2 separate regions of the Homo sapiens genome follow, and region 2 is linked to region 1. Evidence: chromatin contacts called from ENCODE Hi-C data. All regions are on one chromosome and are shown on one strand. The core of a region is the stretch at or near the end of the contact, and the rest is flanking DNA. Distances in the headings are between cores, read along the strand shown.

What was found. Hi-C counts contacts between places; a loop is a spot of excess contacts on that map. Pooled maps may share reads with other maps.
Region 2: a loop to region 1 is called in a pooled map, with 5 times the contacts of the local background. The contact joins the promoter of KRI1 here to the promoter of PIN1 in region 1. A Hi-C loop is called at or near these places in 6 of 50 pooled maps.

The regions. Positions count from the first base shown.
Region 1 is chr19:9,833,763-9,836,774 of GRCh38, forward strand. PIN1 (peptidylprolyl cis/trans isomerase, NIMA-interacting 1) reads left to right here and starts at 1,556. Exons shown (of 4, transcript NM_006221.4): 1 at 1,556-1,640. The coding sequence starts at 1,583. PIN1-DT (PIN1 divergent transcript) reads right to left here and starts at 1,253. Exons shown (of 2, transcript NR_183873.1): 1 at 1,102-1,253; 2 at 317-916. RefSeq lists silencers at 1,258-1,597, 1,628-1,847.
Region 2 is chr19:10,564,292-10,567,421 of GRCh38, forward strand. KRI1 (KRI1 homolog) reads right to left here and starts at 1,719. Exons shown (of 19, transcript NM_023008.5): 1 at 1,615-1,719; 2 at 1,426-1,499; 3 at 638-743. The coding sequence starts at 1,708. CDKN2D (cyclin dependent kinase inhibitor 2D) reads right to left here. Exons shown (of 2, transcript NM_001800.4): 2 at 2,169-3,126. The coding sequence ends at 2,767. RefSeq lists enhancers at 824-1,391, 1,140-1,189, 1,392-1,959, 2,908-3,130 and a silencer at 1,460-1,989.

The DNA.
Region 1 (3,012 bases), core at 306-2,805:
ATGTTCTATTAAAACTTAAACTTTTTTTGTTTTTTGAGATGGAGTCTCGCTCTGTCACCTACGCTGGAGTGCAGTGGTGCGATCTCGGCTCACTGCAACCTCCGCCTTCCAGGTTCAAGTAATTCTCCTGTCTCAACCACCCGAGTAGCTGGAATTAAAGGTGCCCACTATCACGCCTGGCTAATTTTTGTATTTTTAGTAAAGACAGGGTTTCACCATGTTGGCCAGGCTGGTCTCGAACTCCTGACTTCAGGTTATCCACCCACCTCGGCCTTCCAAAGTGCTGGGATTACAGGTGTGAGCCACCGAGCCTGGCTTGAGTGCTTTATGTGGATTAATTTATTTAATGTTCACATCAAACAGAAGGATGTAATTGCTTATCCCCGCTTTGCAGATTGGGAAACCGAAGTACAGAGTAACGTTAAGTAATCAGTTCAAGGTCGCATAGCAAGTGTCAGTCCCAGGCTTTAAACCCAAGTCTGGCTCCAGACTTCTCTTAGCCTTCTACTGCATCCTGCGTCTAATTTGTTGTGGGCAGGTTTCCCTATGAGTTCACTTCACTGAGCCTCATTCTTTTTAACGGTCACATAGGGTTCTATGCTAGGTGAACTGTAGTTGCACCCTTTGCTGTCAGTGTCTTCAACTCCCATATCTACCCACAGTTCCCCAACTCTGGGTCCCCAAATACCTCCCCTGTGTCCCACGGGCTCTGCAGACTCTATTTTAAGTTGGCTAAAACTGAGCCCATCTCCTCCCACCTGCACCTCCTCCGTGTTCTTATATGAATGTCAATGTCGGCACCCACTGGTCACCCAGGATGGAGGAAGGAGCCAGACTGCGAGGGAATAAAGGAAGTAAGCAGGTTCCAAAGGACGTGGAAGGCCTTTGGGTCCAGAGCCTAGGGAAAAGTTGAGCCCTGCAAAAAATAAAAGAGGCTGGGTTAGCTTTGGACATCTGTGGGAAACAGGTGGGAAGAGGGAGGATGGAGGAGCCAAATTTAAGCATCGGGTACTTAGGTGCTCATCTCCAAGGCAACTGCATTGCTATGGCAACAGCAGAGGCAGCACCGCCCCGCCCAAGTACCTCCTGGACCGCCGTTACCTCTGCACCAGCCAGACTCTTCCGCATGGGAGGGCTGGGGGCTTGCGGACCTCCGGGAACAGCTCAGGCAGGCGGGAGTTGCTGCGGCATTAGCCAATCCATAAGCTCTATCCCGCCTGGGTGGGCTCTGCGGCGACGCGCGCCAAGAAGGGGTCGGGAGTTTTTTGGCGCTCGCTAAAGGGCGTTGAGAAGGGCGGGCCCGCGTCGCTTCGGACCACTCAGGAGCCGAGGAGAGCGAGTGGGCGGGGCCAGGCTGAGGCTGGCCGGGGGCGGGGCGCAGGGATAACGTGGGAGGGTCCGCCCAGCCTTTCTTCTACCCAATAGAAGGCCAGAAAGCCAATCCGGACCGTTAGGGAGCCCAATGGGCGTCGCCGCCAGGCCCCGTTGCAGAGCGCGTCTAGCCAATAGGCAGCGGCGGCGGGCGGGCGCGGGCGACAGGCGGCGCAGCTGAGGCGGAGCAGGCGCTGCGGCAGGAGGGAAGATGGCGGACGAGGAGAAGCTGCCGCCCGGCTGGGAGAAGCGCATGAGCCGCAGCTCAGGTGCCGCGGGGGTCGGGGCTGGGGCGGGACTGCGCGGGCCCGCGTAAGCAGGGCTCGAGCTCGCCCCTTGGGCGCGGCGGCAGCGCTGCCTCCCTCCCATGGGGTCCTGGCTCTTCCGCGTCGTCCCCGGGGTAACGGCCCCGGCCCGCCCTGTTGTGGGGACTGCGAGCCTCAGGAGCCGCCGGGAAGCCTGAGGAAGCTGAGGCAGGGGGCTGGGCGGGTGAGGGTCCGGGGAGTCCGGGGCGATGGCCCTGGCCCTGCCGGCCCGGCTGATACCTCTCGGCCTAATGCACCTGACACCCCGGGGGACGTCTCTGCACCTTGCTGGGCCCGGGGGCACCCCTGGGAGGGAGACACCCCAGTACCCTGCAAAGGGCGTAGGGTGTTGCCCGGCCTCGGGTCCACAACCTACCCCTGCTAACACCCCTACTGTGTACACCTAATGCTGAGTCTGCGACATCGCCCGTGACATTCTGCCAGACGATGGCCCCTGTGCTTAGGCCCGATTTAAGGGTTAGCCACAATGATAATATTGCCAGTAACAGGGCATGTTTTTCTCTGTGTCAAGCGCTTTAAGTTCTCTCTGAATTGCCGCAACTCTGGGAGCCAGGTAGTTATTACTTCCACCTTACCAGCAAGGAAACTGAGGTCAGAAAACTGAAGGAACTCGTCCAAGATCATTCATTTCAGGGGCCGGGGGTTGGATTAGGACCTAGGCAGTTTGCCTACAAATCCCCCTCCCCGTGTCACTGCAAACTCCTGAGGAGCAGGCCCAGCATCTGTGGGCAGGTCCCGAGTCACTCTGCTGCCTCTAGAGCCCATAGCAATCGCATTTGCAATAATAATTCTCCTTGGTTGAGTGCCAGGTTCTGGTGAACTGTTTGGATACATGGACTCTCCTCATTAACCCCATGAGGTTTGATCTCCTTATTCTCTATTCCCCATTTTTCAGATGAGAAAACTGAGGTGCAGGGAGATTAGAGCCCATTGCCAAGGTTTTAGAGTGAGTCAGTAGCTCAGCTGCATTTGCACCTGGAACCCGCGCTCTCGCCCACCCTGCTCTAGCCCTGGCCTGTGGCTGGGACCTCCAGCATAAACCGGATGCTCTGCCCAGCTCTGGGCCCATTTCTGCTGTTTCTGCTCAGTTCAACCCTGATGGCTTCCTTTATGGGTGACACTCCATGTCACCCAGGCGAACTGTCAGCCTTTGGAGTGGCACCCAGTAGGGTCTTTACTTCCAGTTTCTTGTTCACAGTCTTCACTCCTTCATACCCCTCACTCCCTGGGTAACATCGGGCCACCAGTAATGCTGGTTCCTAGCTCTGCAACACCATGCACGGTGTAGTAGCTAAGAGCAGAGCTTTCGGGTGTG
Region 2 (3,130 bases), core at 469-2,968, 730 kb after region 1:
CTCTACTAAAAATCCCAAATTAGCTGGGCGTGGTGGCGCGTGCCTGTAATTCCAGCTACTCAGGAGGCTGAGGCAGGAGAATCGCTTGAACCTGGGAGACGGAGGTTGCAGTGAGCTGAGATCGTCCCATTGCAACCCAGCCTGGGCAACAAGAGTGAAACTCCATTTCAAAAAAAAAAAAAGAGAAATGGGGTCTTGCTATGTTGGCCAAACTGGTCTCAAACTCCTGGCCTCAATTGACCCTCCCACCTCAGCCTCCCAAAGTGCTGGGATTAGATGCTTGAACCACCTGCCCAGCCTGGTGGAGTTGGAATCATTCAGTCAGCAATTCCCACCTTGAATAGTGCCAAGGACACAGTCATTAACTCCACCACCAGGTAATAACCTAGGCTCTGCTAAGGACTTGTGACTTGTGAAGCAATTCATTCAATAGTCAAAACAGATGAACTGTGTAAACTGGGTAAATCCCAATCTATCCTTAAAACAGCCCTGAGGGGAGATGCTACCGTTAGATATACTTTACAGACAGGAAAAGAGGCTCAGAGAAGTCAAGTCACTTCTCTGAATCCACAGTCAGGAAAGGACCCCGGATTCTGCTCCAGAGGAAGGAGAGGTTTAGACAGGAGTGGCCCCGGACCTGTTCTGTTATAGAAGGTGGCATCTTTCTGATAAATGCGGGGGTCCTTCTTCTTCAACAAGGAGAGCGTTTTGTAAAAGTCCCGCTCCTGCTGGGGATCAAATTCCTAGGGCAGGAAAAGGGTTGGGGATAGATTTCAGAAGGGAGATAATAAGAGCCCTGGCGCCAGCAGGTGAGCTCAGCGTAGGGATTAGGATGGAGGGGGGTGGATCTGGCTGGGGAGGTCAAACAGGTGGTCAAACAGCAGGAGGGAGAGGGGCCCTCTTGGGGTGGGCAGGGGCAGGCCACAGGTAGGTACAGGATATGGGTAGAGGAAGGTGAGGGGCAAGGAGAAGGTAATTCCTGGGGAAGACAAAGACTTGACAAGGGGCAGGTGGGCTGAGGGCACAAGAGAGACAGCGGGGAGGGGCTGGGCCAGGCCGCACAGTGGGGCCAGGATCAGGGCTGATGTGAGAAGTTGGGCGCCCCACGTGGCGCAAGGAGTACACTAAAAAATGGCTAGACTCTTGAGGATGAAAGAGGAAAGGGGGGGTTCTTGGGGGACAGAGTCGCCCCACACATCAGAGTGGGCAGGTGGGGATCGTGGCAGGGGAGAGAAAATAACGGGGATTTGGCTCCCCTGGGGAGAGGGGGGGCACTGTCTGTCCCTCATGGGATGGGGAGCGGAGGATGGGACGCTCCCGCAGGGCGCTCTGGGGTTGGGGGTTCCCCCCCGTCTACATCGGGGTCGGGGTGCAGAGGGGGGCTTGGACGCCTCCGCACGTCCAGGACGGGGCGGGGACGCGCACCACGCGCTCGTCGCTTGAGTCCGACTCGGAGCTGGAGTCGCTGCTGCTGTCTCGGTCCCCGTAGCGATCCTTCACTGCGGGACACAGACGGGATGCCCCCCCCCAGGTCAGCCGGCGGGGCCACTCGACTCCCCACTTCCCAACCGGCCGGCGCGCGCAGGCTCCCGCGCGCATGCGCCCCGCACTCACGCCGCTGCAGTTCCTCGCGCTCCCGGTAGCGGTTGTACCGCGCGGCAAACGCCGCGTTCACCCGCAGCTGCGACGACCCGCGCGGTTCCGGCATGGCGGTTCTGTGGCCCATTGCGCACGCGCATTGAGGAAGCCCTGGACGGGGCGGGGCCGCCCTCAGTCCCGCCCGCATCCACTTGTAAACGAGGCGTACCGCTGCTAACCCCGCCCCTGGCTTTTCCGGGATCCCTTTCGCCTCATCACCGCAGTCACCGCCCACGGCTACGCCCCTGCGGGGAAGGCCGCGGCCACCGCCCACCCGCCCCACCCCCTGTGCTCCGGGCACCCAGCTGACATCTGGGGGCCCTTTCTCCACTCGCGGTTTCCTGCTTCCCTTCCGTTCCGACAGCGAAAACCGCTGCCCCACCCAGCTCACTCACCCTGGCGCCCTGGGAATTACTATTCTCTCCCCTCACCCACCACATCCACGATCCGCGACCCCCGTCCTCATCCCCATCAACATCCGGGATGTGTAACTCTCCATCCCAGACTCAAAAATCAGAAGCCACCCGTGCTGTGATCATGCACAAGTCTTAATTTAATGGGTAAAAACATTAAATTATTACAACATTTTTTCCAATAAAGCATAATAAATAGAATCCATTTCTTTTAAAACGCTGTACAAGAGACTGGAAAACAAGCTTCCAACAGAATATGAATAACTCATAACTCATTCTACCTTCTTATTGATTTGGGACGCTCCCCCCACCCCCCATGCCTGAAGCAACGTGCACACTTCAGGTCTCTGAGCACAGCCGGCCAAGGCCACCAGCTTCTAGGCTCCCTGGAGGTCATGACTTCACTCTTAAATGCTCTGCCCTTGGGTCTCGTCTGAGGCCCCAGCAGCCTGAGGCGCAGAAGAAACTGAACCGTTTAGGTGGCTGTGGCCTGCAGGAGCCCTTCTCTGTCCAACACACCAAAAGGAGTGAGAAAAACAAATGAGAAACGTCCCCCAAACACTCACACCCCCAAAACCAACACCTATAAGCCACAAACTGTGCTCCTCCCCTACTGCAGCAGTGGGCAGGAGAAACAAGAAGAGAAAGTGTTTCTTCCCCTCTCTTCTGATACATAACCCCACGGGGTTCTCTTGCTGGAGAGGGTGACCCCAGATCACAGCGGGGCCACCATGTGGCCCTGCAGGATGTCCACGAGGTCCTGAGCCCCTCTCTGCAGTGCCAGCTCCAAGGGTGTGAGACCCCTGGCGTCCCTGCGATGGAGATCAGATTCAGCTGCCAGAAAGCTGACCACAGCAGTGTGACCCTCTTGAACTGCCAGATGGATTGGAAGTGCCCCGGTGCCATCAGGCACGTTGACATCAGCCCCGTGCTCCACTAGGACCTTCAGGGTGTCCAGGAATCCAGTGCGGGCTGCGTCATGGACTGGACTGGTACCGGAGGTGTCCTGGACATTGGGGCTGGCACCTTGCTTCAGCAGCTCCAGGGCGATGGCGGTGCTGCCAAACATCATGACCTGT